Regions from separate parts of the Mus musculus genome. Here all the other regions are linked to region 1. Evidence: chromatin loops called from intact Hi-C (ENCODE). Cell type or tissue: heart. All regions are shown on one strand. Each heading gives the region's core, and the rest is flanking DNA. Links, peaks and the distances in the headings are about the cores only.

Region 1 (5,978 bases), core at 979-5,978:
TGATCCATACAAAGTCCTTAGGATGACTCTCAGATAATCAATAAATTGTTAGTAGTGCATTTGCCGAGGATTTTAATGTCTTGTTAGGAAGAGCAATTGCAAAGTCACAGACCACCAGGGCAGTGCACAGATGAAGATTAGCTTGGCTGAGTGGATGGAATCCAAGCCCTATCTTGCATGGGAATTTAGTAGGCATGGGCCTGTTGGAACAATAAGGAGGAAATCTCAAGCTTGGAGTAGCCCACAAATGCATCGTGGCCTGGCTGACATCTCCCAGTCTCACACAGTGGGTTCCAGTCATATCCTTATCCTTGCCCACCATGGCCTTTTGTGTGTGCTGTTCCCTCTACCTGGAATGACCTTCTGTTATTCTTCTTGGAGCTGTCACTTTTCCATTATAAGCTTTCAATCCTAGTGCCACTTGTTCTGAGGGGCGTTTCCCAAGTCCCAGCACATCAATCAGTCTTATGGTCAGATCAAATGACCTTATTTGTCTTCATGTTTAATGTCTGCTAGTCCCCAAATCCCATAGGATATACGATTCATAGTGGACAGGTTATGCCTTCCTTGCTTGCCATTATATCCCTGTCTGGAACAAGCAGACCTTCAATAAATGTTTGCTAAAGATCCGTTCTTTTCAAGTTGTTCCCGGTAGAACTGACCTATCAAACTCATGTCAGAAGCTAACATGGATCAGTGACTTCAGCGACCTGGGGGCTTTGTGGAAGTACATCCCTTGAGCTAAAGAGAAAGGATTACATAGAATGAAGTAAGTTCTGATTCAAAAGAACAGATTTCAGGCACTTTCCATTAGCTGGCTAGGAAGGAAGATGCTCCTGGTCTTTGGGAGTCTGCAGGTGATCTATAGGGAGTAGGGATGGTATGGAATAGTTCTGGCGGAAATCAAAAGCATGGGCTATTAGTCTGAGAGGGCCAAGGCTTGGGTCTTGAATCCCATCAAGCTACTCAGAATGAATCTTTTGACATTATCCCCAAAGGAGATTGCAATTAGCCACAGTCATATCAACAGACTTGGGGGAAAAATGATGCCCATTTGTACAACGATACAAAATGCAGACATTGAGAGGAGTGTAGGCTCATCTCCCACCACTCACTACAGTGCTTCCCAGCTGTTCTTTTGCTCCTAGCAGCTGTCAGTCTGTCATCCGGGCTGACATCCTTCTGACTCCCCCTCCCCTGTGCCTGCTCCCCAGTCTCCCATGGCAGTGGCTGCTCATCTCATTTGTCACTGGTAAATAGCTATTCCAGAAGGCACTTCCACATTCTGGAACCTTCTCCCTGGTAGCTGGCTTCTTTACTTACTTTAATTCTTTGCTTGAATGTCATTTTCTTGGGAACTTATTTTCCCTACCACCTCAGTAAATATGGTTTCCCCTCATCCTCTGTTAACTCTTCTCCCGACCTTCCCTAAGGTGCTTACTCTAATAGCTGTGCATTTCTTGTTCTCTCTGACTTCTGTTTGCCAGTTCTAGGAGAGAAGAGATTTGTCTGTTATTGCTATCTATTCTCTGGAAGATTGTCGGGCACACAGTAGGCTCTCAAACATATGTGCAGAATGAATGGTTCGTTGCAACTTTTTAATTTTGCATGTTTGTATCTAAAAGAATATATCCCTGAAGTTCACAAGCAGTTCCCCACTCTCAAACATTTCTGGCTTAAAACAAGATCGTTCCCACACATATCTGTAGCCAGAAGTCTGAAATGACGGTATTAATAGGAGACTGTTTCCTCTGAACATTCTAGGGAAGAATTCTGAGCTTCGGGAGCCTTCAGGCACTCTTCAGTTTAGAGTAGCATCTTCAATTGGTGCCTATGGCTGTTTCTGTCTTCTCTCCCTCTTAAAAGGATACATATCATTAGAATTAGGGGCCACTCTAATCCAGGATGACCTCATTTCAAGCTCTTTAACTTACATCTGTAAAGACTGCTCTCCAAATAAGGTTACCTGTTGCCACCAGCAGTGAGGTGTGTGCCAGAGATACAGCTCCACTCTGCCACCTGCAGCAGCCCAAGCACTGGGCACTCCTTTCTGAGACCTCCATCCAAGTGACAACAGGATTCTTGGTTTCACTGCAGCAAAGAATTCCAGGACCAGACAGTTTGAAGCAGTTGAAGTTTCCTGAGATTTTGGTCACCAAGATGGCTCAGCAGGTTAAAAACAACATGGCTGATGACATGAGTTTGGTCCCTAGAACACATGGTATTGTTTTACACACACACACACACACACACACACACACACACCATATACCATACATAATTAATGTAATGTAATATGCTATACTATAATATAAGCATAACGGGGAGGGGCTGGGAAGGAGTTTAAAAGAGAGGATAGGTGCTAAGGGATAGAATAATACATAGCCAAAAGCTTGGATGTGGGTTTCAAGAGGGAACGACTCACTTAGTATCTTATCAGCTACATAGACTGCTTAGTAGCTCTAGTTATATCTCAATGGGCTGTTAGGAATTCCACCCCACTCCCATCTTCTTTCTCTCTTTTGTTTTACTTTGAAAATTAGCTTACAAAGTAGCAGGTCTTTTATGACATTTTCATGCATACTATGGCTGGCTGATCCTTCTCACCTGCTAGTTCCTTTCTTCTACTCCCCCCCCCCCCCCCCCCCCCCCCCCCCCCCCCGCACATTTACTCTTCTTTCTTTCCCTTCTTTTTGATGAATACGTTTATAAGGTGACTTCACCGGTGCTTTGAGTAGAGTTTGCAATTTGCTAAGATGAACCGACTTGTCACAAGGATGTAAAGAGTTAAGTCACATCATTTATTTAAGTAGGGTTTCTTGTGAGGTCCCTAGCAAATTACAGATTTACAGCTGGCAAAGGAGAAAGGCCATGTCCGTTTAGTACTTAAGCAGGATTCAGTGCTTTTTCAACATTCTTAGTTGAAAGTCTTTTCATATAAAGGGCATGTTGTCTCTAGCTGAGCAACTTTGTACAAATGCTAATTGTCCTGAAAATCTTGACTCAGCTGGTGGAGCGCCTTAACTGGACTTGGGAGAGAAGTACTCTTTCCCTTCCCATGTCCCTCAACTTTGCATCGTTCTCTACTGCTTTATATTTACCACCTAAACTATTTAAATAAACTATACTCTTTACTTTTATCTTGAGGGGATTATTATTTTCGGGTTACTATTGACGTTTGCCTGGGCATAACAGCTAAAGCAAGGGATACACTAAGCACTTTAACGTTAGTTTTGTTTTGTTTTTTTAATCGTGCGTGTGCATGTCCTTGGAGCTGGTTTTCTGCTTCCAACTCGGGTCATCAGGGTTGGTATCAAGTGTCTTCACCCACTTAACTATCCGCCCCGTAAAGCCTTAGTTCTTGAACGAATGAAAGGGTGACATAGTGTGTGGCGTGTACGGGGTGCAGCTTGGCTGACACGCTACAGAGAATCCTGGGGAGGTACTGGCTTAGACACCGCCATCCCAGACGCCAAGGTAAGGCTTCATCTAACACTAATTTACAGCCGCAGTCCGAGGACAGACAAAGAACGCAGGCCAACCAGGCACGACGCCACTGCGCAGTCGCAGGAGCTAGTTGGGACTTGCGTAGCTCTGCCGCTGGGAGGGTCCGCGCAGGCGTAGAGAGAGTTGGCGACACCGATCGCGCTCTAGTCTGCGCTTCCGGCGCCGGGCCTGTGGCGTTCCGCAGTCCTGCGTGTATTTACCTCCTACTCCTCATCCGCTGCTAGGCAACCGGCCGGCCAAGCTGCTTGCCTTGCGCCTGCGTCGGGCATCTGTCTTCCGCCCCTAGCTGGCGCCATCATGCTGCTGCCTGTGTTCACTCTGAAACTGCGCCACAAAATCAGCCCCCGCATGGTGGCCATAGGGCGCTACGACGGGACTCACCCGTGCTTGGCTGCCGCCACCCAAGCGGGCAAGGTAACCGCTCCCACCCGGACTCCTGCCTCCTCCAGATCCCGCCCCTCACGCTGCCCCGCCCCCTGCCCGCATTGCCTGGCAACCGGTCGCCGCTGTCCTTGGCTCCAGTCCCATCAAAGTGGGATTTCAAAGAACAGCTTTGTAGCAGTGACGTTTTTTATCACCAGGTTCTCAGTGTTGAACAGTATTGAGGACAGATCAGGAACCTAGGGAAAAGAAGTCTCAAGAAAAAGGAGCGCTTGTCCAGGAGTAGCAGCGATTGCTGACTCCAGATTCATGCCCAGGGCCTCTGCTTGCCTCCAGGATTCTCTTCCATATTTGCCTCTTTACAGTGGAGGAAGCGGGTGGGGTGGGGACAACAACCCAATGTTAAATTCAGATTGTAGTTTTGGTCCTTGATCACGTACATTCAGATCTTATCCCCATAACCTAAGTGTTCATTAAATGGTTATTATGAGCCACATACTGAGAAAGGGGTGTCAGGGTCACAGATAAAAAAAAAATTCAGATTTAGACCCAGTTTGCAAACAAAAGAAATTGTGAAAGTGAGATTGAATTCTTGTTGTTAGACTCAGCAGGTATGCCAGGTACACAATTGCATTTGTGTAAGGAGTTTTCAAGACACTGCCATGTGTGTTGTATGTTACCTTATATGCTACTTCTAGGGTTCCGTAGCAGGAACATAAGGATTCGTTTAAATGGGTTATGATTTCATAAACTGGTATGGTGAAGTAAAATGCTGAACATTCGTCTTGGTATGTGATGCTACTAGTTAAGAGGCGCTACCAGTCCTGAGGTAGTGCTACACATTTGTTATTTTATCTGTTCAAGAGATTGGGATCATAAGTTCAAAGCTAGCCTGGGCAACATAGGAAGACCCTGTCTCAAAATTAAAATTTTAGAAGAAGGGAGTTCTTTGTCCAATTGTCACTTGGATAAAGGCATGCACTGCTAAGTTTGATGACCTGAGTTCTGTCCTAGGGACACACAACATGGAGAGAGATCTGACTCTTGTAAGTTGTTGTCATCTGACCTTCACATGTGCTATAGAGCCTGGACACACACACATACCCACACACACACACACACACACACACACACACACGAATATTCAAATAGTAATATTAAAAAGGCTGATGATGTAACTCAGTGGTAGAACGATTGCCTAACATACTCAACAGCCTGGGTTCAGCCTCCTGAGCTGCCCTTATCCCAGGCACTGACAAACATCCAAAAGAAGTTCGCATCCACATATGCATATGTGCATATACATGTTCGTAGAATGGAGTACTGCAATATAAGAGGCAACGATATCCCACTGGTGTTACCTTAACCCCTAATTTGAGGTACAATCATGTGCTGGACACTTTTCCTAACTCTGCAGATACTGCGATAAATGAAATTTCACCTCTAGAGCTTACATTTGAGAGAGTAAGCAGAGTGTATATGTATATGATATATCATGTCAGAATATGTAATAGGATATGAACTGTATATGGTATAGACACACACTGATACATATATTTAAATTATGCAATACTATGTAATGGTATTTTCTTTCTTCTCAGCACGGGCCAGTAGCCTTTGCTTCTTCTCTTGCTTTGTCTCTGGCCTGTGCTTGTGTGCAAGCTTAAGCAGCTGAGTAGCTGTCTGCCTGTTCAGAGCCTGGGTGAACTGGTTAATGGCAGGAGGTACTTTGAGCCACTCAAAGAGGATGGCTCTTTGCTGCTGCAACCTGATGTAGCTGGGCCATTTGACTAAGCATGTTAGATCTCTTTTGGGCTGGATTTCCTCCCCAATGCCAAAGTTGTTGGGCCTTTTCTCAAAGGATTGACCACCTTTTTGACTTCCTGTTTCTTGATGATGGCAGGGGCCCCGGGGCCACCTTCTTCCCCTCTTCCCCTTGGCCTTCTTTCCTTGGGGCATCTTGCTTGGCTGGAGGAGAGAGAAAGAAGAGGGAATTGTGGGTGATGAGTCCTGTGGAATACATCTTAAATTCAGTCAGAGGTGGGTTACTCCCTCAGCGTTTGCCTCTCACTGAGTTTGTTGCACTGGCA
Region 2 (5,978 bases), core at 294-5,293, 96 kb before region 1:
GGACTTCACACAAGGACTTATGCTTTAACTACAAACAGAACCCTTAACCTGCACAGGGAAACAGGAATTTATTCTCAACTGTCTCAACTGCAAACAGAACCCTTAACCTGCAAGCCACATTTTCCCCACTTTGGTCTCCCATTAACTTGAAAGGTATATTGTTCCTGTTTTGGTCTCTCTCACACACCTAGACATATCTGGAAAGGGGAGACAGGGCCTCACTAGGTAGGGCTGGCTGGCCTGGAACTTCCTATGTAGACCAGGCTGGCCTTGACCCAGGCCTAGATTCCCTGCCTCTGCTTCACTGTGCTGAGACTGACCAGAGGCACTGTTTTCTATGCCTGGCAAGGAAGGAGAGGTCTTGATTAAGAAAATGCCTCCAGCAGATTGGCCTGTGGGACATTCTCTTGATTAATGATGGATGTAGGAGAGCCCAGACCACTGTAGGGGTGGGGCTGGGCTGCCATTCCGGGCAGGTGGCCCTGGGATCCATAAGAAAGCAAGCTGAGCTAAGCCATGAAGCTCTCTCTGTGAGTTCCAGTCCAGCTAGGGCTACATAGAAAAACCCTGTCTCAAAAACAAAACAACAACAATAACAACACAACCACAACCACCACAACAACCTGATATATGTTATTCATTTGAAAGTAAGATCCTGGGCTGTTGATATAATATAGCTCGGTTGGTAGAATGCTTGCCTATTATCCATGATACCCTGGACTCAATTCCCAGTACTGAAATAACCGTGTTAGCGGCATGGTGACACACACGTGTAATCCCAGCAGTTGAAAAATGGAGGCAGGAGGATGAAAAGTTAAAAGTTGTCCTCAGCAACATAGGAGAGAGGCCCCCTTAGGCTGCACAGTAAGACAGACCTGTCTCAGATGGAACAGCCAGGGAGGGGCTGGGGGCAGTGAGGAGGGTCTATATAATCCCTATATTGAAAAAATATAAACACCCCTTAGAAAAATGGTCACAAACAGAAAATAATGACATGGCACAAAAGAAAGTGTGTGTGTGGGGGGGGGGGGTGTCATGACTCTAGAGGTGGTGGGACACAGGTGAGGCAGATGAACATCTCATGTAACGGCCAACCTTACTGGGAGCCCCAGACAATTTATACTCTGAGGGTTAAGAGAAGTTGCATGAGTAAAGTATCCAATCACTAGGGCAAGCTGCAGGTGACGACAGGCAAGCTGCAGGTGACTGACAGGCAAGCTGCATGCAGCACAAACATGCTTTTCCATAGAGGCATATAAACAAATATCGATAGGCAGATAAGCAATCATCTGAAGTGAACGAACTCCCAACTGCTATACCTGGGAGGGGGAGGAAAACTTAACCCAAGAACAACCCTCTTAATCTTCCCTCTGAAACTTCACAAACCAGGCCTCCATCCTCTGCACTGTTCTCAACATTATCCAAGCTACGATTCCAAGCTCCTACAGAACATCCCACAGAGCTCTTAACACCAAATGGCTCTTCTAGCTCCAAGTTCCAAGGTCCTTCCACAGTCCTCCCCAAAGCATGGTCAGGTTGTCACAGGAATAACCCATTTCTGGTACCAATTTTTCTTTGTCATGTTTTCTATTCCTACACAAACATCATGACCAAGAAGCAAGTTGGGGAGGAAAGGGTTTATTCAGCCTACACTTGCCACATTGCTGATCATCACCAAAGGAAGTCAGGACTGGAACTCAAGCAGGTCAGGAAGCAGGAGCCGATGCAGAGGCCATGGAGGGGTGCTGCTTACTGGATGGCACCACTCACAATGGACCCTTTCCCCCTTGATCACTAATTGAGAAAATGTCTTACAGCTGGATCTCATGGAGGCATCTCCTCACCTGAAGCTCCTTTCTCTGTGATAATTCCAGTCTGTGTCAAGTTCACACACACACACACACAAAACCAGCCAGTACAATTGACCCCTTGTCAACTTGACACACAAACTCATCACTATCAACCCTTACTTTCTTATTTATCCTCAAGATGCTGTTCTTAAGAAACTGAGGTCATAGCCGGGCAGTGGCGGCACACTCCTTTAATCCCAGCACTTGGGAGGCAGAGGCAGGTGGATTTCTGAGTTTGAGGCCAGTCTGGTCTACAGAGTGAGTTCCAGGACAGCCTGGGCAATACAGAGAAACCCTCTCTTGAAAAAATTAAAAAGAAAGAAAGAAAGAAAGAAAGAAAGAAAGAAAGAAAGAAAGAAAGAAGGAAGGAAGGAAGGAAGGAAGGAAGGAAGGAAGAAAGAGAAAAGAAACTGAGGTCAGAAGACTCTTGTTTTGATTTCTTGGAGTATTTTTTTTTTAAACAAGCACTGAGAAATCACCTCACACAACTTCATGCCTGTTGTGTCAGAGAGGGAGGAAGAGGCGGGGGTGGGGGTACAGAAAAAAAATGATTCATCTACAATGATTAATATAGGAACGGAACCCAGGAACCAACTGGAAGACTTCCCAGTGGCTGAAGCTGCAACGGTCTGAACAAGAAGATGAGGCAATATTGGATTAGAATCTAGATCACAAAACATGTGATCTAATTCACAAAACATTATAATCTAAATCATAAAACAGCGGCCTGGGCTACACAGATGCTTGTGTATCTTGGATCCAGTCCTAGAACAGGAAGGACTTCAGGTGAAAACTGGGGAAATCTTTATAAAGCACAGACTAGTTCACTATAAACAAGCTGGCAACTCAGCTCAGTTGGCAGAGCGCACGTCTCAGGCAAGATGACTTGGGTTGGCTCCCCGGCATCTCATAAAACCAGACCTGATCACAGATGTCTGTAGTCCCAGAATATGGAAGCAGGCAGGGTAGAAGTTCAAGGTTATCCATAGTTACATATTGGGTTTGAGGCCAGCTTGGGTTATGTGAGAACCTGATTTAAAGCTCATGTAGGAATCAACGGGGCTGTGGAGATTACAGCACTTGCTGCTCTCCCAGCGCACCTGGGTTAGATTCCCAGCACCCACACAGTAACCTACAACTGTAACTTGGATGCCCTCTTCTGGCCTCCTCTGGCACCAGGCACACATGTGGTGTACAGATACACATGCAGACAAAACATCCATACATTAAAAAAATAATAATAATATAAAAATAAAAAACCCATTGAAGAAACAACCAGTGCATCGAAGATACAGATAAACAGGTATAGCTTAGAAAAGGAGACCAGCGTGGCAAGAGGCCTAAGACCTGACAGGTGTGTACCCCAGATACTTGTTCTGAATTATGTGTTTAATAGCACCTCTCAAATCATAAGCTCGGGACTGCAGGAGGGAAAGGCCTGTCTTACTTATCGTCATTAATCGGTCCTCATCACGGTCCACCACAGGACAGAGCAAGAAGCAGGAATGAACACACCACTGCTTCGCTCCGTGGCTCCCCCTTAGCCTTCCGTGGCTCCCCCTTAACCTTCCGTGGCTCCCCACGACCCAGGAAGTGAGCAGGTAAGACTCTGTCTCCAGGCATTTTCTCGTTCTGCTTCCTCCACTGGGTCAGGCAGGGCAGGCTCTGGGATGGGTGTGTATGGTAAGGGGACACAAAGATGCCAGTAGTCCTGGGCTACCCTCTTGGCTTCTTACCGCCTAGGGAGCTCTCTATGGGGATTCAGGGTTGATTTTTCCATCGCACACCAGGCCCACATGACCCGTATGTCTCTGGGGAGCCACTTAATATTGACACAGACTTGAATTTTACCCTGGGGAGAGTTTTCTCAGGCCGGAGAGTGGGGACCAGGACAGGAGAAACAGCTTCTGTGAGCGTGTTTCACAGTAGACAAGGAGTGACGGCGATAGAGTCTTCTGATACTCGAATCAGTGGGCAGTTCTTCAATGCTATGGGGGAAGGCCCCCCCTTCCACAAGTTTCCTCCCCAACAAAGGGATGTCAGCCCAGACTCTGGGTGTGGTCAATAGAATGAAGCCAACACTTCTTTGCTGGGAGAAGAAAAGGTGGGGCCCAGGGGACCACTCTTGGAGTGCAGGACCAAGGAATTAGCCTAGAGTTGGGCTGTAGGATCTGCACTGTGGTCTTGGGGCCCATAGTTGGGTCAAGTATCTTCGATGAATGTCCTTTGAGACTGCTTTCACAGTGAACATCTGAGGGACTGTGTCTGGCTGGAGAAATTGGTGTACAAGAGACCAAGGAATTCCTTACATCCAAAAGCCACAGAGACAAAACCTGGTTAATTAAAACCAGCAAAGAGGTGGAGAGAGAGGACGGGTCTAGACTATACTCCCCTGGCTCCATCTTGTCATGTCCAGTGGCAGCCAGCCAGTCACAGCTGAAGTTGACATAGCTTCTCAGGTTGCTGCTCTCTGGACTCAGGCCTGCTTGGCCACTGCTCCTCAGGGCTGCAGACCTGAGAGCCTGCACTTACCCTCTTGAGCCTTTTTACTCTCTTGTAAACAATCTCTTTATTAAGCTCTGCCCAATTACTCATTGATTTCCTGCCAAGACTCTAGCAAGTATAGAAAGCAGCTCCCAGGGGAAATCAGGGGTAGGCAAGGCCCCAGGTCCCATTAGAGAACCTGCTGGTGGCCAGGTCCACCTTCTCCCCATTCAAGACAGCTGGACTTCCTCCGACTGAGGGAGTGGGCCGGTCATGGAGAGGTTACCTTGTTCCCTGTAGCAGTGGCCGATGGCAAGACCAAAGGGGTGATGTCAGCTGTGTCAACTCTGTACCCCAGCCAGGCTGTGCATGAGACACAGCCTGTCACCTGGCCACACGCAACTGCTATACTCTCACTCTCTGGAACTCCTGCTCTCTCTCTTAGACAAGGTCTCATTGTGTAGTCTCAGCTGGCCTGGTCCTTACTATCTCTATGTAGTGCAGGCTAGCCTAGAACTCAGAGATCTGTCTGCCTCTGTCTACTGAGTGCTGGGATCAAAGGCATGTGCTACTGTGCCTGGCCCTTTTTTTTCCCCCCTTGAGTGTCTCATTCTGTAGCCTAGGCTAGGCTAGCCTGGAACTCACCATGTAGTCTAGGCTAGATTGAACGTGTTGCAATCCTCCTGCCTAAGCCTCTTAAATGCTGGTGAGGGTCTAGAAGTCAGATAGAGCCCTGAGAGGCAGACAATAAAAAGAGAAGCCACCACTAGGTGACAAAAATGGCGAACCCAGGCTTCTTCTTTACCCTTCTGACCAAGGCCTAACATCTTTTTTTTTTCTTTTTTCTTTATTTATGTAAGTACACTGTAACTTTTTTCAGACACACCTGAAGAGGGCATCAGATCTCATTACAGGTGGTTGTGAGCCACCATGTGGTTGCTGGGATTTGAACTCAGGACCTCTGGGAGAGCAGTCAGTGCTCTATTAACCGCTGAGCCAACTCTCCAGCCCGGTTTATCATTTTCTAAGTCTAGTTTTCCGCTATTCCTGTCAACCTCATGGATCCCGAAGTCCTTTTTTAATGAATTTGCCTTGCCTAATTTACCTAGACCTCACCCCTGCAGCTTGTGCCCAGAGAATCCCAGATGGTATAGGGCTTGCTTTCAGAATTCACACAGTACGGTGGGTGCCCTCTCAGAAGATGTCCAGCCACCCCGCATCCCTTGAAAAATGAGATATACAGCATTTCCCATGGAAACGCAAGTCCCAGGCTTGGCCCACCAGTTCTTGTGGCTGCCATTTAGAATAGGTTCTTTACAGTCACACATGTCACTCTAGTTACACACACGCCCTGGGGGCCCTTTTGTTAGATGCTCCACGTGCATTTTGAATTTACACTCTTCAGAAGAGAGAATCTAACTGGTTTCTCTCTTTTGAACTACTATGGATTATATAGGGTTGGATAGGGTATCATGCCAAGCCCTCAGACTTAACTTCCTGCTTCCTCCGCTCATCCACCGACAGTTTCCCTGCTGTGGGCAAGACGTGGTCACGTGAAGGAGTGAGTGAGGGCCTTAAAGATGGCTCAGTGGGTGAAGGTACCTTTTAGCCAAACTGGGCGATCTGAATTTGATCCCTAGGACA
Region 3 (5,978 bases), core at 674-5,673, 120 kb before region 1:
CATTGGTGGCGTAGGTGTAAAGTGGCCTTTTGACCTTACAAACAGGAGATGGCTGGCTGGGAACGTGCATGCGGCACAAGCATGAGGATTTGAGTGGGAATCCCTAGTACCCATGGACAAAGCTGAGCATGGTGGCATCGATCTGACACCAGCACTGAGGGAGGGACAGACAGAGACTGGTAGACCCTGGGTGACTCATTGGTAAGCCAGTCTAGCCAATCAGTAGGCTCCAGGTTCAATGAGAGCTGCTGTCTCAAAAACTGACAAAAACACCCAACAGCAACGTCAAGCCTCCTGACCTCTGACATCCAAACACATATGGGCATGCATCTCACACACCCCCCACATACATCCAAGCACATATGGGCATGCATCTCACACACACACACATCCACACACATATGGGCATGCATCTCACACACACACATCCAAACACATATGGGCATGCATCTCACCTCCCCCCCCCCACACACACACACATCCAAACACATAAACACATATGGGCATGCATCTCACCCCCCCCCCACACACACACACATCCAAACACATATGGGCATGCATCTCACCTCCCCCCCAACACACACACACATCCAAACACATATGGGCATGCATCTCACCCCCCCCACACACACACCCAAACACATATGGGCATGCATCTCACCACACACACACACACACACACATCCAAACACATATGGGCATGCATCTCACACACACACATCCAAACACATATGGGCATGCATCTCACCACACACACACACACACACACACACACACACACATGTGGGTATGCATCTCACCCCCCCCCCCCACACACACACACACATCCAAGCACATGTGGGCATGCATCTCACCCCCACACACACACACATCCAAACACATATGGGCAGCATCTCACCCCCCCACACACACACATCCAAACATATATGGGCATGCATCTCACCACACACACACACAGACACACACACACACACACACACACACACACACACGTATACATCAAACATAAAGCTACAAAACATTTCAAGCTTTAGGTTGTTTGAAACAAAGGGGAGATAGCTATAAGTGGCCATACTATAAGAGAGAAAAAAAAAAGACTGTTGCATCTCTAAATTCCATCCAATTCTTTCTCCAAACCAATTATTTCTAGTTGTCTATCTGATAGCTACTCCTGACTGATCTATGGATGCCAGCAACAATTCTAGTTCCTCACCTTGGGTCCCCACAACAGTCAATTTAGCCAGAAACCATCTGGCTCCCCTCTCCCCTGAGACTAGCCTATAACCAAGTTTACTTCTCAAAGCTCATGACAAGTCATGCCCTCACCGTTCCCCTCTGCTCTGACCTTCATGCCTTCCTCCCGATTACCTCAACAGTCTAAAACTTCCCATTTCTTCTAACACACTCTCCCTGTGGCCAAAGTGGCCATTCCAAAATATCTCCCACTTTAGACCAGTTGGGGCACCTCAACCTCAGTTTGTGACATGGTTGCATGAGGTGCTCTGTAAAACAGACAGCGCCATGCACCACCTTCAACTCTTCCCTCCTTCTTCAGTTGTACCCTGACACATCTCTGCTCCTCAGGAAGCCTGGCAGTTTCTTCCCTTCCCGCTCCTGTACCTGTCAAGCACACAAGCATCCCCACCACAGACAGAGAAGGCCCTCCCTACTTATTCTGAACCTTCTAGGCATTCTTCCCTAGCGGAGCAATTGTGACCACTTCTCAAACATCTCTTCCCGTAGAGGAAGGTTCACAGATATTTAACTCTGAATCCTGAGCATTGACCTAAGCCTGGCACATAATAGAACTAAAAACATGTTTGCTAATTAAAATGACTAGTGACCATAACAGAGTTGGGACCTCCTCCTGATCTTTACTCTGACACACACACAAACACCTCAAAATGCATCTACCTTATAGGCTCAGGGGTAAGAGAGATGGCTCAGCAGTTAAGAAAATCTACAGCTCTGTAGAGGACGCCAGCCCAGGTCCCAGCACCCACATCAGTGATTTACAGCTGTCTGTAACTCTAGCTCCAAGGAATCAGACACTCTCTTCTGGCCTCCACAGAAATATCCACATACATAAAAGACACACAAGAACACACAAATGAGAGGAAGAGAGGAGGGAGGGAGGGAGGGAGGGAGGGAGGGAGGGAGAAGAACCCAAGTTCACCACAGCTCCAACAGTTCAAGTCTCATGGTTTTAATATTTATGTTTATTGCTTATGTGTGTGATGTCTTCCCAAGAAAGAAGCCTGTCTCATTCACCACAAGCCTATAATATCAGTAACATTCATTTATTTGATATTTATTGAGCACCTACTTTATTGTGTACCAAACTTAAGTACTAGGTAGGCACTCATGTTCTACAGGGGTCGGGGAAGGACAAACAATACATAGGACAAATAAAACCTAAATGCTTAGGGGAAAAAAAAAAAGCAGTGAAGACAAGAAGAGTGAGGAAAGGCTTAGATTCTAATGGCCCTAGTGAAGACTCCAAGAAAGAGAGCAGACAAAACAGACATCCAACCACAAGAACAAAGCCCTTAAGTCAAAGCATGTCCTGCGGTGGTGTTGGGGGTGGGGAGAGAATGTGGGGTGTAACAGACATTGAAAGTATGGGTCACGTTATTTAAAAGCCTTACAGCTCACTACAGGGAGCTTATATTACTATTGTTGTTGTTATTTCTATGATTAGTATTACTGTTATTATTACTAAAGCGCTGACCTTTGCTTGTACTGAAAGTCATCTAGGGGGGTAGGGGTGGGGCAGGGTCTAATGTAGATCAGGCTGGCTTCAACTCGCTTTGAAAGCGACACCATGCCGCCCATGCTGTGATTTTCTTTCAGAAGGGACCCAATATACTTGGGCATCCCTTACAGAAGACAGGATACAGGGTACCCAGAAACAGGTGAGACAACCGAAGCGGCAATCATTAGCATCCTGTCGGATTCTCCGTAAAAGGAGATTAAAGTTGACAGGGGTTCGCTGGCCGCCCCTTCACCCGGAAGAGCCATTCTCTAGAAGAACGGCCCCCACGCCCCAAAGAGGGCAGTCAGGCCGGGTGACGCCTGGCAGCCGTGGGTGGGCGTGGCGACAGAGCACCAGTGGGGAGGACCACGCTCGGAAGAGCCTAGTCACAGCACTCGGCGAGCAGTCGCCGGCCGGCATGCCCAGCTACAGCAAGAGAGGAAGCACGAGCCTCTTCGAACTAGGCTCGGTGTTCTGCTTCAAGGCCAGGCCCCGAACTCGGGCCCAGGGTCGGCTCGGGGCCGCGTGGGCGCCCACACCTCACACACCTTACCTGCCTCCGTCGCCGCCCGCTGCCGGCTTCTTCACTACGCCGCCGCCGCCGCTTCTCGCGCCGCTCGCCCGCGCCTCCTGATTGGCTGAGGCAGTAAGCTCCCAGAAGCCCCTGCGCGTTGCGCCGCCAAATGAACTTTATGGAGACCCGCAAGAGGACACAGGCGTGGGGGCGGGGCGGGGCCGGAGGCGGGGCTGTCGCTACAAGTAAGTCAAGGAGCTCCGCCCTGCTCCCGCCCACGTGGTTGGAGTTGACAGTCCTAGAGGAAGCATTTCCGCAGTTCCCAATGCTGGGCAGACCCAGAGAGCTCGGCCACTCGGTGTAGAGCTTCAGTCAAGTGCCTGGGCCTGTTCTAGGTGCAGGGAACACGGTGACTTCCACAGCAGACAAGATCCCTGACCTCAAGCAGTTCTCAGCTTGGCCAGGGAAACAAAATATAGTGAATAAATGCAGCAGTAATTAGGAGAGCTAAGAACGGAAAAGCAAACTAATTGAAGAAAAATGGTCGGATGGCCAGGAAAGGTGTCATTCCAACTGAAAGGTGAAAGATAAAAACATGTTTTGGAGTTTCTCAAGGGAAAAGGCTGTCTTTTGGCAGCCTGAACAAGCAAGCTAGGCTGGCCACCTGCCCCGTTGGCCAATTACAGAAAAAAGCAGTGGTGATACCCAAAGAAAAGAGATTACTTCAGTGTGGCCGCGTTGGGAACAAAGTGTGTCACTGGGATATACAAGAACCCTTCAGGAGGTTCTTAGTCTAGTGGGTAAAAGAAATTTGAAAACAGGCGCTGAATGAAAACAATTTTGTTGGGAGTTTGAGAGAAAAATAACAGGACAGGCAAGCTGCAGGTCTCAGCAGCTGCTGAGAGGAGAGACCTGGATAGGAGGAGGTTTTGACAAATGTAAAAGAGTGTGGGGCTAACTGTAAGCACTCGTGTGTGAGTGTGTGTGTGTGTGTGTGTGTGTGTGTGTGTGTGTGTGTGTGTGTGTCCTGGTGCTCAAGGAGGCCAAAAGAGGTCATCAGATCTCCGGAGTAAGATTACAGGTGGTTGTGAGGCGGCATGGGTACTAGGAACCAAACCCAAAGTCCTTTGCAAGAGCAGTATGCTGAGCCATTGCTTTAGCTCCCGTAATAGCCTGTAATCGTTAAAGAGGCACTTTTTGGATTGCACAGTCTCGAACATGTCTAATCTTTCAATGAAGGTCACCGTCCTGACCTAATGAGGACCATGTGAACACAGGCCTAGGCAAGGTTGTCACCATTAATAATTCTAGTTTGGTAGATGCCTGTTTGATAAAGTGTTCTAGTCAGCTTTGCCTTATATGCTTATAAAACATAAATACAATTAACATACAAAGATGCCCACAATGATTAGCATTATAGCTGCACAGAACTTCTTTCTGCCTGCATGTGTATGTTTGTGGTATATATTTGTGTATGTGCAGAAGTATGTGGGCAGCTATGTGCACATGTGCTTGGAGGTCAAAGGTTGCTGTTGGGTGGCTTCCTCTAGTCACTCTCTGCCTTATTTTTTGAAACAGGGTCTCTCACTGAACCCAGCGCTTACCAATGGGCATAAATAGCTATCCAGTGAGCTCCAGGGATCTACCTGTCTCTGCCCTCCTCCCCTGAGCACTAGGGTTACAGGAGCCACCCTCCACACTGGGCTTTTGCTTGCTCAGTAGGTACTTTACCAACTGAGACTTCTTGCCAACACAAAAGATTTTATTATTTTTATGACCTTAATTAATGTGCTTGTGAGAGACAGAGAGAGAGAGATCTCTCTCTCTCTCTCTCTCTCTGTGTGTGTGTGTGTGTGTGTGTGTGTGTGTGTGTGTGTGTGTACTCAGGTCCTTAGACTTGCCATCAGTGTCTTTATCTGATGAACCATCTTGCTAGCCCCAGAAATTATGTTTTGTTTTAATGTCATGGGTATAAGTGTTTTTGTGTGCATATGTGTATGTGTTCCGTGTTTGTGCCAGACACCCACAGAGGCCAGAACAAGGCATTGAATCCCCTGAAACTGGAATTACAGACAGTCATAAGCCAGCATGTGGGTGCTGGGAATAGAACCTGGGTCCTCTCCTAGAACAACAAGCACTCTTTGCCACTAAGCCAACTCTCCAATTGCCCCCCACCACTAAGTTCTTTATAAAATAACTCAGCTTCTATTTTTCCAGCAGAATTCAGAACCTCTGGCTCAGTAAGCTCTACAGCGGTGGTGCTCAACCTTCCTAATGCTGAGACCCTTTAATACAGTTCCTCATGTTGTAGTGACCCCCCCAACCATATAATTACTTTGTTGCTACTTCATGACTGTAATTTTGCTGCTAAGTTGTAATATAAATATCTGATATGTAGGACCAACAGTTCAAGACCTGCTGATCTATAGAAATGACAAAAATCAATACTTCAGACCTTTCTTTTGCCTGTGTAGGGAAGGAGAGTAGTGACCGGTGCGCCTCAAATTTACAATAGTAAGACTCATTTAGTCAAAGCAAGCAGATGTTGGCCAGTGTCTTGGTTAGGGTTTTATTTATATGAAGAGCTACTGTAACCATGACAACCCTTATAAAGGAAACCATTTAACTGGGGCTGGCTTATAGTTCAGAGGTTCAGTCCATTGTAGTCATATTGGGAAGGATGGCAGCGTGCAGGAGTTCTACATCTGG
Region 4 (5,978 bases), core at 641-5,640, 61 kb after region 1:
AGCATCAAATAAAAACCATCCTGAGGTTGAGAAGAGAGCTCAGTCATTACAATGCTTGCCTGACCACACAAGGATGTAGGTTCAATCCTCGGAACCCACAGAGAAGAAGCTGGCTGGCATGTGCTTACAATCTCAGTGCTAAGCTCGTTGGTCAGCCTGCCTGGCCTACTTGATGATGAGCTTCAGGCTAATGAGAAACTGATTCAAAGTAAACGTGGATAGTGCCTGAGAAAAGGCACACATGTACATCCACATTGCTGAACACACACACACACACACACACACACACACACACACCCCTCAACTTAGTAATTACACATTGCTTAGGGTTGAAAAGTTGATATAATTATAACAGCAGATAACCGTGGTTTTTCATTAATCTAATAAACTTGGATAAAAGTATGATTTTCATTAGAATCTCTGAGTGTCTCATCATGTGAGTATTTAGGTTGGGTTATTCAATCATATGTACAAGGTCTACAAACTAGAGTGGGGTAGGGTCTGAGCGGATGATCAGCTAAAGCGTAAGAGAGTAAGATGTTAATCACTCTCTTATTCCAGATAAAATCAAGGGGGAATGCAAAGAAAGCAGAGATAATTCTTCATCTGCTTCCTCATTTTATTTTAATTTTATTTTACATGTATGGGTATATATTCATGTATATCCAGTCCCTGGGATTGGAGTTATAGATGGGTGGGGGCAACCATTTAGGTGCTGTGACTGGAATGCAGGTCCCCTGAAAGAGCAGCCAGGATGCTTACCTGCTCAGCCATCTCTGCAGCCCCTTTCTGAATTTTTCAACCCTGACAAGCCTAGAGAGTTTATGAGAGAGCGATGATCCACATGTTAAAGATGGCTTCATACTGGGGAAACCAACGACTTGTACTTCTGTGCTAGACAGGGCTGCCTTCTAAGAGTAGGAAAAAATAACTTAGATTTCAAGATAATCCCTTTTGTTAACTTCTACTGTCCACCAAAAAAGAATGGGAAATTGGAGGTGAAGCAACAGCAGAGTATGTGCTTAGTGCACTCACAGTGTTCGGGTCAAAACAGCTCTGCTACTGCCCAAAGGAAAACAGTTTTCTCTTCCTCCTAGATATATTGCAGTACAGAATATTGTAACTACAGTATGTCAAGTCACAAAAGCCAAGACATGAACTCAAGAGTTTGAACGGCTATTATACTGAAATAGAAGACTCTCCACCATGCCACCGCGCAGGGATATGTCATCCCGTTGTTTATGGTCCACTCACTTACAGGCTTAAAGCATTTCTTCTTCATCTCTGTCACTATCATCTTTATTACTGTAGATGGTAGAGAGCAGAACTTTGTCAAAAATCTCCCTGATAACCGTCACAGCAATTAATACACAGTCAACACTCAGTAAGGTCATGTTAAAGGAATGTTTGACAATGCCAAGGTGAAGAATGAAAACAAACCTAATCTAGAGCCTTGAGTCTTAATAAATAGATAAATTGCATGGATGCATGTGTATCTGCCTGAGGGTGTGCGCACTGGGTGATTTTAGGGATTCATGAATTCCCCTGAAGTCGATGTGGGAACTTGACTGGAGCTTCTGGAAGAGCGATAAGTGCTCTTAACCACTAAGCTATCTCTGTAGCCATGATTAGTGGATGATTTTATAGCTAAGGGATTTCTGGGGAGGAAGAGCCAATGAATGCAATGAGAATAAATTACCTGTTGGAACTTATATAAATCATTGTACTTTTCATGGAAGTCCAGGCTCAAAAGCTCTTTGTGAAGTCCTTCCAAGAAGTCTTGGCTTTGGATGAAGTTTGGGATCACACAGTGAAGGAAAGGATCCATGTCCAAGGCAATAGCTTCTGTTGGAAGGAAAATAGCACCCTGGTCTTTCCTCTCTTCTGTATGTCTGACCACCAAGCAGCATAATAGAATACAAGAAGAGACCATCATGAAGTTCTGGTAGTCCAATCGTTAAAGACTAAAATTCATGAAGAACTGTGCTCATTCAAAACTACTGTTCTCAGATACTATGCTTCCCTGTTAGGCTTTAATGAGTGGAAGGGACGACGCCAATGGAAGCTCTTAGTTTTTATTTTAAGTTATTTAGTTTACTGACTCTTGCATCAAATGCATTCTAGATTCTTTTTCTTTTAAGACTTATTCATTTATTTGCTTTATGTACATGAGTGTACCGTCACTCTCTACAGACAGACCAGAAGAGGGCATCGGATCCCATTACAGATGTTGTGAGCCATGAGGTTACTGGGAATTGAACTCAGGACCTCTGTAAGAACAGTCAGTGCTCTTAAACACTGAACCATCTCTCCAGCCCCACATTTTAGATTCTTAACTCATTCTCTCCAGAGCGAAGTAAAACAAATAATAAGAGTAGCAAAACTGGCTGGCTATTTCTCTTTAATACCACCCTTTCTTTCCCTAAATTTCTGGGTTTAAAAACAAAACAAAACAAAACAAAACAAAAAAAAAAAAAACAGGTGGTTTTTAACCTCTAACTGATTTCACTTCCACTAGATTATGAATAACAACCAATCTTGACCCAGTGGTGCCTTATAAGCATTATTTCATTTATATTCTCTACAACTGAGGAATCGATGATATAGTCACTACGCCTTTGCAACAGACAAAGAAACTGAGAAGTCTCTGGGCAGCCGGAGCCTGCATTTTATGTAATCATCTTCTGCCTGCGTCCTGAGCGCCCAGGGGTTCCCCTGTTTAAACACTCAAATGAAACAGACAATCGGCAAGTCTGAGAAAATTCAAGACGCACCCAGCCAGAGTCACATTGTATAAGGTAATAACTTGTAGCTATGTCTGGAATGATCGTTCCTTTCAAGATTATGTTGGTTTTGTGCGTCACTTAGGCCAACGACAAGGTACGTGAAAACTGGTAAATCCAGGTGCTTGCTTCTCTGGCAGCTTTCAACACCAGCGTGGGTTAGACAGTCCACGTAACAGCGGAGAGTGACCCTCGCTTGCTAGCTATTTACCGGTTCTCAAGGAAACGTTTATGAATGTCTACAAACATTAGTTTGTCAATCCCATCTTTCGGAGGGGGAATACTATTAACGATTCCGTTTTATAAACGAAGAAACTGGCCCTTAAGCAAAGTTATATGCATTGCCCAATGACGTACAATCAGCAGAGGGATTCTGAGTGACCTCTGATTCTAGAATTCAACCCCCAGGCTACATGTCTCCCACTTCCCCATAGTGTCCGGAGCTTATATTTATTTTCCTCCCCAGGCTTGCCAAATCAAGCAGAATATGGAATGAACCGAGCAGCAGTCAGCGCCCGGGTCGGAGGTGGCTGCGATCCTCCCCACACCTCTTGCTGCCGCGCCTCCCTACAGCACCCCATTACCATGGCTGAACGGTGTCCGGCAGCTCCAGGCCTCAGCCACCTGCTTCCTCAGGATTTCTTCAGTGACAGCGTCCGAAAACTCTGCCGATACCTGCTTCTTTCCCTTCTTCATTGGCCGCGCTGGGCCAGGATCCGCCGGCCGCTTCCCGTTCATCTTCTCACGGTGCACAGACCCACGCCAAGGAAGTCAGGACGCTACTTCCCTCCAGAAACTACAGTTCCCGAAAACCCTCTTTCCTTATTTCACCAGCATTACCCAATGGAAAGGCAGTAAAGCACAGGGAGGCGGGATCTCCACAAAAATAACCAATGGGAGATCAACATATTGCGTCACGCCGCCAGCAATTGGTCAAATGGTCGCAGTGGCCTGCCTCCCAACTTCCTGCCTCCGGAGCGTATTCACTTCCGGCGTGTGTTCCGCGCCTCTTGCTCTCGACTGTTAATGGCGGGTGGTGGCTGCTGAGCGGGACGCAGATAACCGCTGCCCGCCCCGCGGACGTCTCCCCGGGCCCCCGCTTTCTGCACGTCCCCGGCGTCGGAGCTGTTCAGCATGTCTGTGGTGCCGCCCAATCGCTCGCAGACGGGCTGGCCCCGGGGGGTCAACCAGTTCGGCAACAAGTACATCCAGCAGACCAAGCCCCTCACCCTGGAGCGCACCATTAATCTGTAAGTGCGGCGCGGCCTCGGCCGTTGATGCTCTCCCAGTGCGCGCTCCTCCCTCACGCCGGATGCGGGTTGTCCCTTCCGGGATGCGCGCTTTCTTTCCTAGACCTGTTTCTCGACCCCGACTTGGCAGTTTTCCTATTTTAAAAGCGAGGTTCGTTTCCCCCTTTCCCTTCATTCAGCCATGGTTAGAACCTGCGTTTGCTTTGAATTCATAATGTGTGTATCCTTTCAATCCGTTGCTGGTTGTTTCATCGCACATGTATTTGTGTTTATTTGAACAATTCTCAGTTTTGTAGGGTGTACATTTCTTTTACAGTAACTTTTCCAGATTAACCTCTGACATCCTAGTTTTTTTTTTTCCCCCTTTAAATGTTGGGTAGTGTTCCATCCAGTGGCCACATTTTATTAATTTTCGCGCTGTTTGGTCTACCTTTTTGCATTTGTATGTCTTGTCTACCAAAGTGCCAACATACAGTATCATTGCAGACTCCCAGTAGACCTAAAATTGCGAGGACACACTCTGTTGTCTGGTTGTACTTTCAGAGGTCGGAGGTACCTTACATGTTGTCCCGACAGCCTGTTTGCAGGCTGTTTTGTTTTCAACAAACCTTTGTCTTAAGCAGATGATTGCATTTCGGGATCACTCAAACAAAATTTTGTTGTGGCAAGAAATTGAGATTGGGATATAGCTTATAATGTTTGGTACCTCATTCCCTAGTGTGGAGCTGATTCTAATGGGAAAAAAGTGTCCAGTTTAGACTGGTTATTTGTTTAAAATGTGCAAGACATTGCTGAGAGTGGGGTTTGTGTAAGTCATTTTAGTGACTCACCTTTCATATTCAAATAAATAAACAAATCTCTCATATTCAAGTAAATAAACCATTCCTCCTAAAACTAAATGTGACATGAAGTTGAAAACTTGTTGAGCTCTTGAGAACTGTTCTCAAGAACAACTACTACTATTGTTTTTGACAAAACAAGTAATGGCACGCAAACTTCGGTAATGAAATGCAAGGTTTATAAAATGTGGAAATAGTTGACAGTCGTGTCTGTGCAAATTTACTTTTGTCCCACAATTCACAGTAGCACTTTAATTTTCTGTCACTTAAGTGCTTATAAGATTCCCATAAAATGGGAGAGGCGAGTGCTCCTTTAAAAAGAGTGGAGGAGCACAGGAGTTGTTTGCTAACTGGTAGTGGGCTTGCCTCGTGTGTGGAATGCCCTGGATTCTATCGCCAGCACCTCAAAAAAGTGAAAAATTGGAAGCATGACTTCACCATAGGTCTTCTCTAAACTCTCCTTGATTACTGTGTCTGTTGACAGCAGCCACTGGGGAGAGTTGTTGAAATCCATGTACTTTGAGCAGGCGGTTTTGCAGGTTGAGCACGTAACTTTTGCTTCCTGTGTAAATGCAGTGTTGAGAAGTAAAATTGTTGTGCTGTGAACTTGAGTTCACCTGAGGGGGTTACCCATTAAGTAGCAAGTACATCTTTTGTTTCTGCAGTCCATTCCCATTCAGGAAACACTGGATGGGTCCCAGTGTACCACTGTGTGCATGCACATGGCCCGGTGTGTAGATGCACACTCTGCTTTAAGATGCCTACAGTATGATGTGGGGGAGAATATGCTCTTTGTGGGCTGCTGCTCAGATTTCACAGCTAGAAATTGGAACATTTCGTTCTGCTGAGATCCTGGGATGTAGGAGATAGCCCTTGCAATAGAAATGTGTTGTGGCTAGTCTCAATTCTTTGTAATGTAGGTTGGGGAAACCAAAAGTTAACTCATGTAATGCATTGTACAGTACATAAAACTGTGTGTAGTAACTTCTTCCTAATATTGTTGGTATAAGATTCATTTTTGGATCTACCGCAAAAGTGTTGATAGTCTTTAAAGTCCCCTGAAAATGGCATGTTTTTATTATTTTAGAGCTACTTTATGTTTAGAA
Region 5 (5,978 bases), core at 506-5,505, 86 kb after region 1:
TTAAAAGTTTTATTTCACTGTTATTTCAATAAAAATATTTAAAACTGAATGACTAATTGTTTGGGATATTGGTGGAGGGTTGCTCAACTTCGTAGACCAGTAGTGATCCCACAAAGACAAGTTTCCTTGTCTGTGGTAAGGTCCATTGTGTAAGGGACCACTTTGGCATAGTGATGGTTTGGACTATCGATCAATGTTATCCATCTCCCCCCCCTCCCCCCTTGAGATAGGCTCTCTATGTTACTCTGTAGACAAGGCTGACCTTGAATTCAGAGGTCTGCCTGCCTCCATCTCCCAGATGCTTCGATTAAAGGTGTAAGCCACCATTGCCTAGCTCTCTCTTCCCTTTTTTTCTGTAGCATGTCCTTAGATTCACTTACCTGCAATTGATGGAGTCATTGGATTCAGAGCCTGAAGACTGGATACTTACAGTTGCAACACAGTTGTGTTAACTACCTGTTGTTCCTATCATTAAGGACTGTTTCTTCATCTGCAGGGTTACAAGTGGGAGCTACTTTGATCTGGCTTCTGGTTAAGACTTTAGAGGAGATGCTAGAGAGATGGCTCAGCAGTTAAGAGCTCTGGCTACTCAGAAGACCCAGGTTTAATTCTCAGCACCCACATGGCAACACACAATTGCCTGTGATTGCAGTTTCAGAGGATCTGAGACCTGGTAGGTAGGTGTGATACGCATACGTGTGATACACCAGGGTACATGTGATACACATTAGCTTGTGCAGGCACACACAAATTCACATAATCTTTAAAAGGACTGTAGAGTTTATCCTTCTTGCACTGGCCTGTGGCATGCTCCAAAGTCCTAGCTTCCTGGGAGATTGAGCCAAGCTGATTGTTTAAAGCCCAGGAGTTCAAGACTATCAAGACCCTGTCTTCAAAGTAAAGCTTCCAGTAGTGCAGCAGAGAGGAGAGGGAGGGAGGGAAGGAGGGAAGGAGGAGGAAAAGGGTTCGGGAAACAGAAGGTGTTTGCTTGGGTGTGGTGGTTCATGCCCTCCATTCTCTAACCCTAACAGGAGTTTCAGTAGGGGAATTGCCGAGAGCTGGAGGCCAGACTGGGTTAGACTGAGAACAAGCATCTCAAACAGGTCCTCGAAGGAAGGATGACATGCAGAGCACTTTCTTGAGGGTAAAGGAATAGAACAATGACTGTTCTCTTTCAAAACAGAAGCCATCCAAAATCTTTGGCCTTATCTTAAAGTGTAGCTGAGCTGGGTTAATTTCATCTGTTACAGATGCTGGATTTTCAGAGAGCCCACGCTTCTGAGATGAAAGAAGGCAGCTTTGTTATCATCAATATGAAAGGACAAGTTTGGTATCTAATACTGCTGGGTTGTAGCTTACATTGAGTGTGCATCACAAATGAATGGTTTAAAAATCATCGTGACTCAGATCTGACCTTGTAAAAATCTCTCTGGAAAATTACCACCCAAGTTTTTTTCAGAATAAAGATTTCCATTATTTGGACAATAGTGTTCCGGCTTGGTATTTTATTTTTACATTTAGTTATGTGTGGGGGAGACACAGATATGGAAGTCCGAGGACAACTTGGGGGAGTTATGAGAATCAAACTCCAGTTTGTAGCAAATGGTTCATCTCACAAGCCATGTTGCAAATGACTGGGAACGAACCAAAGGGAACTATATTGTACAAAGACTCATGATGAGATGTTTTTAAGAATTATAACAGTGGTTAATTTTCAGATTTAAAAGATCTATAGAAATATTTGGCATGAAAAAATACTACAAAGACAATTTCTCCACATTAGAAAATTTGGAAAATTCAAAGCTGTTTACAGAGCTACATTCTGGGATAGGCACTAACACATGGCTCGGGGATATAATAATTAAAAACTGTACCCTATGTTATCTTATGTAATTCACATAGATATAACCTGCTGTTTATAGTGTACAATTCAGTGACTTTGAGTGTATTCATAGTTGTATAACAGCAACTTTAGAAATTCTCACTTCAGGAAACTAGTACCCCAACCTGTCACTTCTTTAGCTGTCACCTCCAGTTCTTTCAAACTCCCCTTCTACTCTACATTGCATGCATTTGTCTTATCAGCGTGGTCACACAGAATTTAGATATCTGTGTGTGGCTTGATTCAGACATCGTCAACATTCTCTGATATTGTAGCATTATCTGTACTTTATTTTCAAACGCTATAATTCGAGGTTTGCCTCTCTGGTTTTTAGGAGTAGTGCTACTGTCAGCCTCAATGTAGGGACTTTGTGTGGGTGTCTGTTTTCATTTCTCTTGGATGTTTACTTAACAAGCAGTGTAACTGCCAGGACGAAGGTCACCCTTTGGTTTACCTTTTAGGAACAGGTATTTTCCAAGAAACTAAGCAGCATTTGACATTCTTACTTGTAGCTAAGAGGGAACAGATTTTTATTTCTGGTTAAATTGGTTCCTCCGTTTTAAAAATATTCTATCTCAAGGCTTCTCTTATTTCCTAAGCATCATGTCGCTTCTTTAGGACACCAAGGAAGCCTCTAGTCTACAGGGTGGTGGGATGGCGGGTTTACCAGCTTTGGCGGGGAGGAACAAGCGACAAGTGGCCAGGGGCAGGGGTCCCGCACCCTCACCCTGCCGCCTGACCACGCACACAGGCCTGCCGTCATTGCCTACGGGCCAGGCTCACCCCAGAGCCCGGCTCGGGTGCGCTCGTGGCTTCAGTGGGCCCAGGGTCGCCAAGGATGCTGCAGGGGGCCGGGACGCGGGGCCCCAGGCCGGGTCCTGTGCTCTCGGGGTTGCAGAGCGCCGGCTGTGGGCGGGGGACGAAGGCCGCGCCCCCGCGCCCGTCCCGCCCGCGTCCCGCTAGGGGCGGCGGCCCGCCCCGAGTCCGCCGAGGCTCTTCCGCGCCGGCAGGGGCAGCAGCGGGAGCGGCGCGGGGCGGAGCGGCGCGAGCAGCTAGGAGCGGCCCGGCTCGGCCCGGCGCAGCGGCGGCGGCAGCGGCAGCGGCAGCGACGCCAGAGCCCGTGGGCGCCTTTCGCAAGGCCGCCGCAGGCGCCTGGCCGCAGCGCGGGAAGCCTCGGGGGCCGGAGCCCGTCGCTGCCGCCATGCCGCTGCTCTTCCTCGAGCGCTTCCCGTGGCCCAGCCTCCGCACCTACACGGGCCTCAGCGGCCTGGCCTTGCTGGGCACCATCGTCAGCGCCTACCGCGCCCTCAGTCAGCCGGAGGACGGCTCGGGTGAGCCGGAGCCGCTAACGGCCCCACTGCAGCCCGAGGCGCGCCTGACCGCCGGCGGCCCCCGGGCCCGCGACGTGGCCCAGTACCTGCTGTCGGACAGCCTGTTCGTGTGGGTGAGCGAGGCTGCGGGCCGGGCGCGGGGGCGGGCGGCCGGGCGGGAGCCGCCATGTCACCCATTATCCGCAGGGGGGCGTGGCCGGGCCCTGACCCCGGCCTCCTCGGCCCGGGGACCGCGGCCCTCGCGTGGGGCTCGAGGCCCAGCGGCGCTGCGAGCGTGGCGGGCCGCGGAGAGAAGGTGTCGGGATGCCGGGGAGAACAGTCGAGGCAAGGGCGGTCGGACCCGCGGGCTCCAGGGCGGCGGGGTGCGGCGACCCGAGGCTGTGAGAAGCCGCGACACGTCCGGTTTAGCTCGGCGTTGTTGGGGGCGGCTCGCCGACGAAGAGAAGGCCGAAGTTAGGGGGACATTTTACTCTTCGCCAGACAACTTCGAAATGGTGCTATTTGTCAATGCGTTAGTCCCGATGGGCGCTATTTAACGAAGCAAACAGACCAGCTACGTCCTTTTATCTCACCCCCAACCACCCCCCGCGATGGTTTGTGACTGTTCCCTTTTTGACAGAAAGCAGCAAAACACTTTCGGGTCGGTGTGGCAGCCCCTCCTTTGAACGCGATTCCTCCGTTTAGCGATCCATTTTGAAACAAGGGTTCTAGTTTGTCTGCCGGTGCGAGATAAGCAATGTCCACATGCCACAAGTACTGGCTTCGTTTGTTACATCATTTTAGGCTGGGCAGATCTGAGAAAATTTTGCTCTCACCTTGCACTTGAGTGCCTCTTCTATGAACCCTCAGAAATAGGAAAAGTTGCTCCCGGATTTAAAAAATTGTCACTTGGATTTCCTGTGGCTTGGTGGGGATCGTATCTCCCCACACGGCGCCTAGAGAAGGCTGTAAATGACTGAGGGGTTAATGTTATAAGTTTGTAGAACTATAATGCAACTCATTTGTTGTAATTATTCCCACTGTGCTTCATCAGGAAGCAGCGGGATTTGTGAACTTCGTGGGCTGCAGATGACGCCTCCTGGTCCTTTGGTGCATAGTTTCATAGAAGGCAGTGAAGGGCAAAGTTCCCCTTTCTCTACTCCTAAGAAAAGATGAACTGTTCGTCTTTAGGGTAAACAACTTAGAATTATTATGTTGGGAGTGCTTTTGACAAGGGTGAAGACTATAGTGTATGTAGTCGTTGATACCTTGTTTTAAGCTGGAACCATTATTCTATTACTAGAACAGCCAATAGTATTGTTTAATGTTTTTTTTTCGTAAGTTTCTTCTTGCAAAACCCACGTTCAAATTCCAAGGTTAATAACATTTCATAAAACATTAATCTAAGGCCTTCCCTTTGGCGTTTCTGAGAATTGTCATTTTAAAGAATGTTCTTTTTCTTTGCACAGTCTTACCTCATATAGATTGATCATTCCTTCCCCTCCTTTGAATCCTTATTTCTCAGTTGAGCTTTATTCGGTTTTCTTGCATGTCCTCTGGAGTTTTGGCACTCATGGTGTCTGCCCAGATCTATCTTGTGTGTGCTGTGAGTTTTGTTTATCGTTTAGTACTTACTTTGCGCAGCTATGCCTCACACTCTTTAAAAACCTCCCCTGTTCCTGGCAGGTAACACTGAGTGTCAGTGTGGTGGGCCTTTGTCAAAATGGATGCTTCTTGAGCCTCACTCATAGGCCTTAGACATTAAGGGGGGGAACCCCTTCCCCGCCTAAGAACAAAACATTGTCTGCCAATGCCAAGCAAGATTAACAAGAACCTGTCCTTTGTCATTGCCAGTCGGAAGTCTTACTAGTTATTGTTTTGTCAGACTCTCTAGAACTTGTCTTTGTAGAACACATGCAGTAGTCTCTCAGGAGGTTTGATATTAGCACAGGCAGATGAAAACCTTTCTGAGGAAGACTCAGCTACCAACAGCACTTCCCCCCTACCCTCAAATGACTCATATGTAAATGAGGCTACTTACAATAGGTGACAATAGAACACATGTGAAGTCCTGTGGGGTTTCCAGGTAGGAGAAAGGCTTGCTGTGTGGGACTGACTACAGCTTCTCTGACTTAAAGGGAGTTGAGAGGTTGGAAGGAGACCAGAGGTAAGAGGAGGTGGCCCTGCTGAGAGACAGGTGACAAGCCTTTGAGGCTCCTTCTCTTCAGGTGTGGCACTGAGGCTCACTTGTGGCTTATGACAGCCATCTTTGGCTTGTCACTCCTCCTGCCACATGCAGTGAGAAAAGTAGGTGGAATTTCAGAACTGGTTAGGTTGGTTCTAAACTTAAAACTTTAAAAGACAGATCCTGCAAGTTCATATTTCAAAGGTCAAAGTAAACAAAAGTGATAGACAGCGAAAGGAGGTCCCTGTTCCACCTGCATCCCATTCAGCTCCTTGTAGCTGGTGCTGGCCTTAAATGGGAACCTAAGAAACAGTCAGCCTCAAGTCCTTTACCCAGTTCATTTCTGTGGCTTGCACGCGTATACATGTGCACATATTCTTTCTGTTTCACACCTGCACCTGCGTTTTATTCTCTCCCTGAGCTGGATGCTGCTTTGAACTTTTATCTAACGTTACCTTGACGTGTCAGGCGTGTGCCCTTCCTGGGCTGATGCTATCAGCACCTCCCGTGGATCCACTGGCTGCCTGTTTGTGAAGTCTTCAGGGATGGACACGAGGGCTCCATTTCTCTGCTCTTGTACAGTGGTCTGGCGAACCCTTTT

The links. A loop is a pair of places that touch in the nucleus more often than their neighbours do. Peaks named below come from ENCODE experiments on the same cell type or tissue, not always from the same donor. Only the 100,000 strongest peaks of a DNase experiment are listed, where the experiment ranks them.
Region 2: it touches region 1 in a loop (6-fold over the local background); 27 of 42 quality-filtered maps call a loop at or near these places.
Region 3: it touches region 1 in a loop (2.8-fold over the local background); 14 of 42 quality-filtered maps call a loop at or near these places.
Region 4: a loop joins it to region 1, with 2.5 times the contacts of the local background. A loop is called at or near these places in 4 of 42 quality-filtered maps.
Region 5: it touches region 1 in a loop (5-fold over the local background); 2 of 42 quality-filtered maps call a loop at or near these places.

The regions. Positions count from the first base shown.
Region 1 is chr8:94,096,179-94,102,156 of GRCm38, reverse strand. It overlaps Bbs2 (Bardet-Biedl syndrome 2 (human)), which reads left to right and starts at 3,648. Exons shown (of 17, transcript NM_026116.3): 1 at 3,648-3,921. The coding sequence starts at 3,805. It overlaps Gm39226 (a long non-coding RNA gene), which reads right to left and starts at 2,615. Exons shown (of 2, transcript XR_879106.1): 1 at 1,967-2,615; 2 at 1,585-1,858. In heart, for the core only: a CTCF peak has its summit at 3,783; a DNase peak (open chromatin) is centred at 3,666; H3K4me3 peaks cover 1,637 bases; H3K27ac peaks cover 1,761 bases; H3K27me3 peaks cover 242 bases.
Region 2 is chr8:94,191,517-94,197,494 of GRCm38, reverse strand. No RefSeq gene overlaps it. Among named protein-coding and RNA genes, the nearest start is that of Gm39228, 11 kb to the right of the region's middle. In heart, for the core only: no CTCF peak of the experiment used is centred there; a DNase peak (open chromatin) is centred at 2,464.
Region 3 is chr8:94,211,962-94,217,939 of GRCm38, reverse strand. It overlaps Nup93 (nucleoporin 93), which reads right to left and starts at 3,376. Exons shown (of 22, transcript NM_001357266.1): 1 at 3,309-3,376. In heart, for the core only: a CTCF peak has its summit at 3,659; a DNase peak (open chromatin) is centred at 3,469; H3K4me3 peaks cover 1,699 bases; H3K27ac peaks cover 1,669 bases.
Region 4 is chr8:94,034,832-94,040,809 of GRCm38, reverse strand. Nudt21 (nudix (nucleoside diphosphate linked moiety X)-type motif 21) reads left to right here and starts at 3,771. Exons shown (of 7, transcript NM_026623.3): 1 at 3,771-4,033. The coding sequence starts at 3,918. It overlaps Ogfod1 (2-oxoglutarate and iron-dependent oxygenase domain containing 1), which reads right to left and starts at 3,612. Exons shown (of 13, transcript NM_177767.4): 1 at 3,368-3,612; 2 at 1,700-1,845. The coding sequence starts at 3,521. In heart, for the core only: no CTCF peak of the experiment used is centred there; a DNase peak (open chromatin) is centred at 3,689; H3K4me3 peaks cover 3,030 bases; H3K27ac peaks cover 1,570 bases.
Region 5 is chr8:94,009,567-94,015,544 of GRCm38, reverse strand. Amfr (autocrine motility factor receptor) reads left to right here and starts at 2,905. Exons shown (of 14, transcript NM_011787.2): 1 at 2,905-3,326. The coding sequence starts at 3,084. In heart, for the core only: CTCF peaks have their summits at 2,848 and 3,399; DNase peaks (open chromatin) are centred at 2,744 and 3,504; H3K4me3 peaks cover 3,080 bases; H3K27ac peaks cover 2,250 bases.